Linked DNA regions of Homo sapiens: region 1 is linked to region 2. Evidence: chromatin loops called from intact Hi-C (ENCODE). Cell type or tissue: heart right ventricle. All regions are shown on one strand. Each heading gives the region's core, and the rest is flanking DNA. Links, peaks and the distances in the headings are about the cores only.

Region 1 (6,051 bases), core at 1,831-4,330, 240 kb after region 2:
AGTTTCTGCCCTCCTAGAGCAGATGTTCTAAAGTCAGGTAATGAACAAATTAACTTTTACGTCTATGGAAAGTCAAACAGCAATGTTACTTTTAAAAAATAAAGTCGAGTGAATGATAGAGATAGGATGCCACTGTACTGGTTGGTCAGGGAAGGCCTCTTTGTTGAGGACATGCTTAGAGCAGAGAAGTAGGGAGCCAGGTGGGCATCTGAGGAGGAGCATTCTAGGCAAAAGGGATAGGAGTGTGGGTTCTGAATGGAGGGAATGAGGCCACAGTGGCAGGAGATGGGGGCAGAAAGGAGGCCAGGGAAGACACTGGAAATGTGGAGCCATAGCAGTCTAGATCTTACTCTCCAAGAGCTGGAGACCCATGCTGTGCCTGAGCCATTTAAAGGATGTCTGTGGCTCTTGTATGGAGCCCAGAGGAAACAGGGAGGCGGGTAGAAGGTATGACTATGGTCCAGGCCAGAGATGCGGGTGGCTCGTGTAAGAAGAGCGGTGGATGTCTTGGAAACCTTCTGTTCTGTATTGATCCATTTTACAGATGAGGAAACCAAGTCCATAACATCAAGAAAGAAAGGCAAACTTCAAAGTTAGTAGATGGAGTCCAAGCCATGAAGGGTGAAGGAGATTAAGAAATACTTGTTTCAGTTCAGCTGGAATGACTCTGATGCCCTAAGCGGGGCCAGCTGGCATTTAAGGTTTCTCTGAAGCCATTTCATCCAACACCACCCCGTTCCTCACCCCAAGTCTTCCTGCCTGTATATGTTGACTGATGGGAGTGGCAGTCACACACACTCCAAGGTCTAGTTTTCCAGGCCAGGCAAAAGATTAAGACACATTTTTCATCTTCCATGTGGGATTAGGCCTGCATTAGCTCTATTTGTTAAGGGACTTGATTTCATTGTGGATCCACTTGCTGAGTTAGGAATAAATGGGAAACTGAGGTGCTTCAATCCTCAAACAAACCCACTTTGTTTCTTGAAATATCTGAAGCCATTTCCCATCTGAGCCCAGAGGTTCATTTTTCTCCTTGTTTTACAGCTTTACATGGCTTCTTACCATTGTTCGCCACTCACAGGGTTGGCCTTCATGTCCGGGGTTTGCAATATTTTGTCCAATAAGGAAGGTGGCTTTGCAGAAGGGATGGGAATTTTGGAGTCAGGCAGGCCTGGCCAGGTTTAACTTTTAACCAACTGCCTAGGCACTGGGTGACCAGGAGCCAGTCCCTTCATCTCTGCAAGCCACACATTCCTGACTTATACACCGAGGAGGGCAATTCCTGCTTAGAGGAGCTGAGCCAGATTTCCAAGTTCATGCCTCAAATTTGTAAGCACTGTGCGTGGCACCTTCTGGCTGTTCAGTGAAGGGGAGCTGTTTTGATGACTACCTCTCCCTTTGATCACTAACAGAACATCTTCAATACAGGTTGCTCTGCCTTGACCTCTGTCTTTCCCCACTGGTGTTCCTCCCCACCCTGTGGGTGGCCCAGTATCTCCTCTCTTGGCTTCCTCTAAGCCCTTTGGATTTAACTTCAGGCTACCAGCCATGATCATGGCCAGAGCATTCCTGTACGGCTCTCACCATTCCTCCAACTCTGCTCAAAGGTGGGCCTGGATTTCCAAGACTCAGAGCTTATAAAATGTTTGGATTGCTAACAAAATTAGAAATAGAAAATTGCAAGAGCCTTTCCTGGCATCTCCAAAGAAGTCTATACAACTGAGGGGGTTTGGAGCTTTAGTTTCCTTAACATATCTACCACATACACATTTTGTTCTCAAAAACAAAATGCCCACTAGCGTCAAATTATGCTTGGAATGATCTGGGCATAAAGAATGTTGAACCATAAAATTGGATTGCAGGCGGCATGTGTAGATAACCTTTGCCCTCTTGGGATATGGCAGGAGGATGAGAGCCTTTGCAGCCCATACTTTTACCTGCTTTGAATAAATCGGTATGAAAATAGACTTGCTACTTGATTAGTAAAAAATGGTGCGTTGAAATTTCTTTGATAATCAGTAAGGTTGAATTTTTGCCAATTGATTAGTTGCTCATTTCCTAATCCATAGTCTTTTGCTGTTTTTTTTTTATGATGACTTAATGTTTATTGTATGGTGTGTCTGTTCTTTATGCTGTATGGATATTAACCATATAACCAACATTTCCATGTAGGAAGTGAGTAGGAAAGATAATCGAGTTGGAAGAGAGAGATGTTAAATTTGTTTTGAATTTGTTTTGAAGCTGTATTTAAGTAGAAGGCATACTGGTTTTAATTAGATTATATACTATAGATCAATAAGAATAGTACAGTTTTCTAAGATGCTTTATTTTCACTTTACAGAAGATGAACAGATGTCTCTCATTCCTAACACAGTGTGGGAGATAAGGGTGTTTAGAGGGTTATTCAGATGGGGGAAGACACCGTGACTGATATGAACCACTTCCATCATATTTCTGGATAATGTCTTTTTTCCACTTTGTTGCTTAATGTACAGTTTTTTTAATTTTGGGGGACTCTAGACGGAGATTTTGGAAAGCAGATTACAATGCAACAATTTCCCTCTTGCATTTTTCTCTGTGAATTCCACCACGGACCCAGAAGAAATGCAACCAAAATTACCAGATACCGGTGTTGTGAAATCTCATTTGCGTGGCACTTTCTTCCTATATAAAGCTTTCTGGAAGCAAAGACTGATGCAAACTCTCACTTCTCCAAATTCCAGTTTAGTCGGTCTAGAGTCGGATTATTACCATCCATTTCTCAGTCACTCACTGGCAGCCCCCTTCTTATAAGGAACTGGGTTTTGAAGATCACTCAACTCTGAGAGCTCTGACTTTTCTAGCAGAGAGGGGGAAATAAGGTTTCCTTTAACCTAATGTGCCCTGGTGTTTCTTGCCTGGTCCCGTTCTCCAGGAAGAACAAGAACCAGAATGTGGGAAGTGAAACATGGGTTAAAAAAAAAAAAATCACAGAAGGAAGGGGGCAAGTTGCGGAGTGAGTGGGGGCGGGTGTGAAAGATACAGCTTGCAAAACAGCTCCTTCATGTTTCAGAGCTGTGGTTATTAGGAAGAGCTAAAGACAGACACAATGACAGATGCAATGATGTACCAGATTCTGCACCCAGTTATGCCCTTAGCACTAATACAAGCAACACAAAACTGAGAGTTAAACGCCTTGGCAGAAAACTAGCCAAAGCTTAAGGCAGCGGCTTCCTGGCATTCAATCTGACAGAGAGAGGCTGGAGCAATTGAGAGAGGACCAGTTCTTCAAAGGGTTCCATTTTAATTACAAGCTGGTTGGAGAATGTTACTTCCAGAACCCTCCCTGCTACCTGGGTTCACTTCCAAAATCTAATGGAGTTATATTGGCCAAATGAAAGACTCCCAAATCACACAGTGACAACTTCCCTGCCCAATCTCAATAAGCTTTGTCTTCGTTCAAGTGCCAGCTCGGCTCGAGGGATTTTAGGCTCTGAAGAGAATTAGCTCCCTCTTGCTCTCATATTGCATTAAGAAACTGGCAGCCAATCAGAAAGACAAAACAAAATCAAAAGAATGTATTCTCATGCAAGGGCCCCACCCTGTGACTTCCATTGTTTCCCAGGAACCTGTGGGGATTTCAAATTCTCCTTTTGCCCCTGTTTCCCTCTCCAGCACAACCAAGTGGCCCCCAAAATTGGAGTTGCCCTAAATGCCTCAAGTTGCATTTCCTTGTCTCTAGGCTCTTCCAAATGCAGAACCTGATTTCTTTTTTTAAAAAAAAAGGAGCTCTGATTTGCACTTGTTTGAGCTTATATATAATGAGGATGATATTGGCCAGGCAATGCCCTCTGAAAATAAGCGAAGAAAAAATAAGAGACTCCCAGGGCGGCAATATATTACTAGGCACCTACCCTATGTCAGGTGCTAATCACTTCCATAGGATTTTCTTAATGCATGCTGCAGGGATGAAAGCAACTTTTGCTATTTCACTTAATCCTTACAACTCACAGGGTTGGGAATTCTTATGCCCATTGCACAGAGAAGGAAATTGAGGCTCAAGGGAATTTCAGGAGTTTGTTCAGGTTATCATGCATTAAGGAAACAGCAAAGCTAAGGTTTGCACGTAAGTCTGGTTGGCACCTAGCAGGATTTTCTGGCGATCAAATGGTGATGGAAAGAACACTCTGTAAAGGATATTTACATAGGAATGAATGTTATTGCAAATGCCTGTTTGTCAATGACAGGGCTTCAGTTTCCTCCTTTATAAGATCAGCTTCTAAGAGTATCTTCCTCAGGGACTTGTGAAGATTAAAAGAGATAAAGCGGTCAGCACTTGTGGCACAGTCCCTGCGACAGTACGAGGCTTGTCAAGCAACATTATGACGATGAACAAAAATGTGTATCATTTGGATAGAGAGAGAGAACGCTTAATGATAGCCAGAAAAACACTATTTCCACCTTAGTTACTTTTGGGCCACCCTGGGTGGAGCTGACTCACCTATAGCAAGTTTTTCCAAAAGCTAGCTATGTGACCTTGTCAAATCAATACCTTGCAGCTTTATCTCTTGTCTTATAATAACTCATGGCTTTGTCCGTGCATGGACACTGCCATCCCCAGACCCATCTGCCTCCAAGAGAGACTATCAATGAGAAAATAGGTACATCAAAGAGCAAAAGCGCTTTAAGAATATAAAGCACAACTCTGATAACAAAGGCCATATGATAATAAATGTCATTGTGAGAGAACTACCCAGAAAACGGGAATGTGTACAAGAAGTCAGGGGTTGTGCCAAGCCTGGGAACTAGTTCTATACCCTCCACCACAGGCACTACCGAACTGGTCTCCCTGTTTTCCCCCTAAAGCCCCTGCCCCAAGCCATTCTTTAGAAAGCAGGCTTTTAAAAACCTTTTTACAATTTAAAAATCCAATCCACTTTTGCTTCACACCCAGAGATTTCCCCTGTACTGCATGCCACCCCCTGTTCTGGGCTGGGGCTGTGAAGTACAGTAGTTCAGTATGCAGACTGTGAGGCCAGAATGCCGGGGTCCAAACCCCACAGCTGCTAGGACGTTATGAATTGCCTTGGGCAAGGTATTCTCAGCCTCAGGACCAAAATCCAGCTTATCCCATCTGGAATCCTTCATCTGCGTTTCTCTTTTCTGAAAATCTATTCATTTCCTGTTCAGAGGCTCCCAGATACTACCCTGTGTCTCTGGATGCCTCAAGAATTACTGGTGATATTTGCCAATTTTCTCAGCACCCTAGGTCAGGAGTCAGCAAACGATAGCCTGCATGCCAAATGCAGCCTTCATCCACTTTTGTAAATAAAGTTTTATTGGAACACAGCCATGCTCCTGCATTTACATACTCCTGTGGCTGCTTTCCTGCTGGAACTGCAGAGTTAAACAGTTGCAACAGAAACCGTATGTGATCTACAGAGCCTAAAATATTTGTTATCTGGCCTTTTACAGAACAAGTTTTCCAAGCCCTGCCCTAGTTTACTGTCTCTAAAACTAATTTAGGGTGTAGAAAATTTAATGTCGTGCTCACGTCTGTTGAAGTGTATAAAATGTTGCTATATCCAACAGAAATTCATTAAATATAGGTGTTGTGCTAAATTAGATATATTGCAGATTTTTAAATGCTGCAATTTGGGATGGAAAAAGTTTAAATGGGGGTAGAACCCTGTTCATCAACTTTTTTAGAAAGTGGATTGGACAAAACATCTTAAATTTATGGAGCCCCTAGTATGCTAGGTATCATGATAAGTACTTTTATACATTTTAGTGCATTTAAGCCTCACTACAGCCCTATGAGGTTGATACTGTTATTATTTCTGCAGGGAGGCATAAATTCTGGAAACAAGGGGAAATAGGCATAATATCATCAAGAAAATCTTCAGTCTATAAAAAATAATAAATTATTGAAGTCTTCAGACTTTATGGGCAAAACTATATTTTGTGGATTAAAAATTGAGGTTGAAATTGGTAAAGTGGTTGCCAAAGGTGGCACAACAGGCTAAGTGATGGAGTCAGTGGTCAGACCCTGGTTGTCAGAAGCAAGATCTT
Region 2 (6,051 bases), core at 1,188-3,687:
TAGAAAGTTCGTCTTTTTTTCTCTGACTGGTTTGTTGTCAAAGTTATTAAGCTTTAATTATTTTAAGATTTCATTGAACAAATATCTATTGTGTATTACCTATACAGTAGAAAATGAACATGGTGCTGAGGATATAGAAACAAATAAAACGCATTCTTGCTTTCAAGATTTATTATTGATTAAGACAGTTAAAAACATAAATGCTGGTCCTGTTTGATCAATGCTTTCCAGAAGATATGGGGGAAGAAAGGGCGGGGAATTTTTCAAACATGGGTTTATGAGGTGAACAGGAGGGGTGTAACCATTTTGTAAACACCATGCATAAAAACAAAAGCTTCAAAAGTATCAAAAGCAACCTAGATTTTTAATCTGGGATATGGAAGATTTTCCTTAGCCTGATGTAAAACCCAAATGCTGTAAAGCAAAGGCTCGGTAAGTTTGATGACATAAGCATTTAAAACTTATGCAGAGCAAAAGCACAACAAAACAAAAACACAACAAAAATATGAAAACACTAAGTGGGGAAAGTTGCAACCACAAGATAGTCAAAAACCTAATTTCCTTAATATAAATAGCTCCTGGAAATCCATAAGAAGATAAATGACCTAATAGGAAAATGTCCAGAGAAGAATGGACAGTTTTTGGGGAAAAAAAATACACATGAATGGCCAATAACATTATGAAACAATGTTCAACCTTCCTCACAACCACATAATAATGATATTTTCTTTTGGCTAGAACATAGAATGATTGGCAGTCTCCATACACCATTGTGAGCATTTAAATTGGGTAACCTCTTAAGCAGCTAATATTTATAGCATCTTATAGCACAGACTATTCACAGACATAACACCTTTTTATACACATTTCATGTTTGGGAATTTTAATTCAATACAGCACTTTGGATATAGCTGGAATAAACAGTGTGTTTATGTGTGTGAGTTGGGGAGGAAGGATTGCCTCGGACACAAGCCAAGATGGGTAGACAGGGCGCAGATCAAGAAGAAATTCGAAGGTCAGGCCAAATAAGGCGTGAAAACAGGAGGCTGAAACTCAAGAGAGGAATGAACTAAAGTGGTCAGTGCCTGGCATTTGGCATGTTTCCCTCCTCTGAAGCCACTTCTGCCTAGAATTCATTTTTCAAATGCAAAACATTTTCAAATGTGAAACCGTCCAGGTAGCCCCTCCTCCTGATCAACCTGAATTTGCTCTGAGCTCTCCACCAGATAAAAGAGACGTATGTGCGTTAATTGAATTAAGGCCGGTATTGTTCATTGAGCTGTGGCAGCGGTTCCTCTGTTCTAGGATTTTTCTGTATCATCTGCATTGTCACAGCCAAAAGTGTTGGGGGAAGAAAGGGAGGGGCATTTTTCAAAGAACTACATGGGGATTTGGTCACGTGCCTGCCATTAACATCAATCGCAGATGCAGGGCAAAAATGCCTGGCACGTCCCTCCACACACCTCTTTGAAAAACGGCCCCTGTGGTGTTGCTACCAGACTCCCCTCCACCGATACAGGATTTGGGGGCTTTGAAGTTGGTTGTGGAAATTTCACTGTTTTCTTTGACTCCAGCAAATTGCTCCAAAATGCTACAAATGTAAAAAAGACTGAAAAAGCTTTAGCAGCAGCTTAGAGGTGGAATCCCCTTAAGCCATTGACAGAAAAATGTGTTTCTTCTTTCAGTTTTTAATTTGTGAGTTATATCTTAAAATACACCAATGCAGTCATAGTCTTTTCTTAGGAGAAGGAAAATGAAGAGTGAGTCAGGCAGGGGCAGGGGCTGGCAAAGAAAGGGGGAGATTTTGCAGTTCTAATTCTTTGACCTTGTTGCACTTGGGGGAAGTCCTGGAAGCAGGGACAAAACTTCCTGCAAAGAAATGATGTAAAACATGTTTTGTTCAACGTGGCTGAAAAGCATTTCCAGCATGGGTCCAGTTGGAGCTCCTTCGTGAATCTAGATTTGACTGGGTTAAGAGAAGCTGGTGATGCCAAGGCTGGAAACCTTGTAGACCTGTAGATCTATCCTGCCTGAACCTAGGAGAGCAGAGGATAGAGAGATTTGAACCCACTACGTTTGGCCTACAGGATGCAGTTCTTGGCATGCTTAAAATTTTGCCTTAACAGTTTCCCATTTTATGGGGAAGTACTGGGCTTTGGTGCATTTGTAAAAAAAAAAAAAAAAAAAAAAAATTCCGCTGAGATGTTTTTTTCTTGTAGTATGCTAATACTGCACCAGGCTAGAAAGAATTATGGAGTGGTGGAAATGACCACTAGAAGCTCCCTGGGCTTCAGTTACCACCTCCATAAATTTAGGGATTTGGCATGAATCAGACGTTTTCATACCGGTTTTATTTTGTTTTGTTTCTGCAGAGGAGCCGTTTTGGAAAATGAAAGTGTATCTGGGATCACTATGTAAAAGAGAAGTTGGAAGCCACTGAGGGTGGAGCTGATTCTTCAAGTTCTTAGACCTTCCTCCCTCCCGCTCATCCCCCTGGGACACTAAGTTCTATGCAGCCAAATTTGAATATCTATGAGATGTACTTCTCTCTAAGGAAATGTCAGCTCAGACAGTCTTGGATGTAGCAAAGGATCACTTTTTTTTTTTTTTTAACTGGAAATGTGGGGATTCCTCAGGGTGGAGCAAACTACACAGTCATCAGTGCCAGACCTTTCTAGCTTTGTGACTTTGGGAAAGTCACTTTCCCTCTATAGACGCTTGGTTTCCTCACCTTTCAGATGAGAATGCTAGAACAGATCTGATGGAATTCTTATACAGGTTAAATGAAGGAACCCAGGCGGCATCTGTTAAGTGCCAATACCAGCTGGCTGCTCTTTTCCTCCTTACGCTCAGCATTTAGCACAGAAACTCGCACAGAACATATTCCCAGTAAATGTTTGCTGGATTGACTGTCAGTAGTATGCCCATAGGCATGGGCTCAGAAGGACCAGTTGTATTGTATCTTCTCAATTCCACATCTGGGGACTTTACACTGGTAGCATGAAATTGGCCATCGTGGGAATATTTGCAGAAGGGAATACAAATGCTGTAAAATCAGAGCCCGTTTCCTTATCCTGACCCACCCATAGAGCCAGTTGTTAAACACCTAGCGGCACACCATTGCGTGAGCTTCCCAGATGAACGATTTCAACACAGGAGTATCAAATGTATATCTGCTATTGCTAGTCTGGTGGTAAGCACAAACTAAGCAGAGAAGTTAGAGATGGCTGTGGGCTGGAGATGTCAAAGAAAGATCTTGGAAAATGGAGAGGTTATGGATACCCAGGAAGAAGTGATAGGATGCTCCAGGGCTATAGGGAATAGGATAGGAGGGAACATGGCTGGGTTAATAAGGAAATGGCTTTGGAATCTGAAAGACTGGGGAGAAGATAGGCCAGCAAAGAGCTGAGGAGGGATGGGGGGATAACAGGACATTTTGGAAGGCCAGGGCTGGAGGGAGGGGTTAGATTAGGCAGAGCCCAGAAGGATGCTTAGGTAGTGTTAGAAAGAAAGGTAAATCTTATTTCCATCCAAAGCAATAATTCCTTTACCTTGCAGATATGTCCAACAGCATGAAAAGCATCAACCTGTCAATTTAATGGCTTTCTTAACCTTTTGAGCTGGTGTAGAGTCTAAATAAATAGCTTCCAAACAGCTGAAGAAATTTAGATAAATCAATGGAAGAAAGATCCAAAAAAAAAAAAAAAAAAAGAACAAAGACAGGAGTGGGGCTTTGGGGGCTGTGGTTTGAAGCTGACAGCAAAGGATCCCACCACCTGGTCTTTGCTGCATCCCTCCCGGATTCCAGCTGATGGATCATGAAGCCAACGTCAATTGTTTGTATTTAACTTGTTTTACTTTGACCCCTGCCTCCCTAAGAGCCGGGGACAGCTCCCTCTAGGTTGGTGGTTCCTAACATTGGTCACTTGTGAAAATCATCTGAAAAGCTTTTCAAATACAAATGCCTATTCCCCAGCCCAGATCAATTAAATAATCCTGGGGTGGTACCCAGGCATCAATAATTTTTTCAAAGCTCCCTGGGTGACTGTACTGTGTAGCTAAGGCTAAGAAGCACTGTTCTAAGGCACGAGTTCTAAACTTCAGTGAACATCAGAATCACACATTGCATGGCCTCACCCCGAGTTTCCGATTCAGGCAGTCTGAGTGTAGAGCCTGAGAATTACGTTTCAAACCTGTTTCCAGGTGATATTGGAACAGGGACCACATTTGAGCACTTGAGAACCTCTGCCTTCAGTAACTAAAGCAGGATTTGGAAAACAATCTGATAGAGGAGTTAAAGACCACATCCCATCCCCAGCTCTGCAGCTGCCATCCAGAGAAACTCACCTGTTTAAAGCAATGGGTCTCAACTGGAGGATGCTGCTCCTCCAGGGACATTTGGCAATGTCTGAAGGCATTTTTGGTTGCCAAGACTCAAGGCAGGGGGGCCACTGGCCTCCAGTGAGGTTGAGACGAGGGATAATGCTAAACATTCTACAATGCACAGGGAAGACCCTCCCACAAAGCGTTATCCGACCCTCGATGTCAATTATGCTGGGACTGAGAAACTCTGGTTTAAACTCTCTGAGGCTGTTTGGCTTCCTAGGTGAAGTGGGAATAGTGAGACCTGTCTTTCTAGATTGTTGCTACGAATGAATGAGATCCTGCAGGGACTTAGGCAGGAAGTGCTCAGTACATGGTAGACATGCTTAACCTTCTAGCTGACTAATTTAGTGACATAAACTTGCATGAGGGGGCTTAACCTCTTTGGATCTGTTCTTCTCATCTGTAAAATGGGCACAGTAACAGACTCAGTGTTCTGAAGAATGCTTGTAAGGATTAAAGGAGATAATCTACGTAAAGCCCCTAGAAGTGCTCAGTAAACATGATCTATTATTGCCATTTCTGTTAGATGTTTACACAGGCCTTGATTCTGAAGGTTGTCTTGAAGGGTTCAAGATGCTCACTTACTACTTCTCAATTTGTAGGTCCACTAAAAGGTGGAAAGGCAGCAAATTTCTAGTTTTCAGGTGGCAAGGACTCAGGAACAGCAGCAAAAATAACAGCAACTATTTAGTATTGCAGGCCAGATCCAAGACTCAGAAACCGGATGATATCTCCAACAGTGCTCAAGTGCATGTGGCCACTAAAAAACCTGATGTTTAATTTTTACCTCATGTTTCTAGCCTCAGTGTATGCCTGTTTTAATGAGAATTTGGTGAAGTGAAATGTTGAGAAGATAAAAGACCTTCAGACTCACCTACCATGAGGTAGACATGTCTCAAGGCAATAAATGAATTAGGAAGGCTCCCTACAGGCCTTCCCATTTTCCAGATAGAACAGGAATTTGAACCCAGGTCTGTCTGATTCCAACACCTGGGCTCTTAATAAGCCTGTGGGTCATCTTGTGAGTTACAACAGGAACCCAGTGGAAGACACCAGGGACCATTAGGGGCCATCCACAGACACCCATCCCTGCCAGACTTCCTTTGCAGAGCTTCCAGCTCCTATCTGAACTACAGCCGCAGAGGTAAAATGCCCTTTCTCTAATCTGCATGCAAAATGGATTTTAGCGACTGGATTTTATTGAGAAACAGACTCCCTCTTCCCCCACCCCCAACATTTGAAAACATATTGTCCTCTTTACTGTAGTTCATTTTGCTTTCCGAGGTGATTAATGAATTAAAGATGCAGCTTATTTATTCTTTTGCCTGATTATCATTCTGTAATAAATCTAAGCTCTGGAGTCTGTCGATACAAGAAGGCCAACCTGCCTCTTTGGAAAATAAAGATTTGTACATTAAGCTTAACTTTCAGCTCTGCGACGCAGGAGAAAATTCACCTTTAGAGCCTTATAAAAATAAATAGGGAACTCAAAGAGACATTAGCTGGCAGGTGGAAGATTCCATTTCTGAGGACTAGAAGGTATTTTGCACACATCTCCCTAGACATAGGAAAGCCTGTTGCCCTGTAGATGGGATTTACTTATTGGAAATGCAGATCACTGAGCTGCTCATGGAGGCGATGGTAGGCAGGGAGGAGATACCCAGC

What was found. Peaks named below come from ENCODE experiments on the same cell type or tissue, not always from the same donor. Only the 100,000 strongest peaks of a DNase experiment are listed, where the experiment ranks them.
Region 1: it touches region 2 in a loop (2.2-fold over the local background); 1 of 110 quality-filtered maps calls a loop at or near these places.

Annotation. Positions count from the first base shown.
Region 1 is chr16:79,325,995-79,332,045 of GRCh38, reverse strand. It overlaps a transcript of MAF not described here. Among named protein-coding and RNA genes, the nearest start is that of MAF, 270 kb to the left of the region's middle. RefSeq lists an enhancer at 2,964-3,839. In heart right ventricle, for the core only: no CTCF peak of the experiment used is centred there; a DNase peak (open chromatin) is centred at 2,978; H3K27ac peaks cover 368 bases; H3K27me3 peaks cover 689 bases.
Region 2 is chr16:79,567,672-79,573,722 of GRCh38, reverse strand. It overlaps a transcript of MAF not described here. Among named protein-coding and RNA genes, the nearest start is that of MAF, 30 kb to the left of the region's middle. In heart right ventricle, for the core only: no CTCF peak of the experiment used is centred there; a DNase peak (open chromatin) is centred at 2,481; H3K4me3 peaks cover 806 bases; H3K27ac peaks cover 719 bases; H3K27me3 peaks cover 574 bases.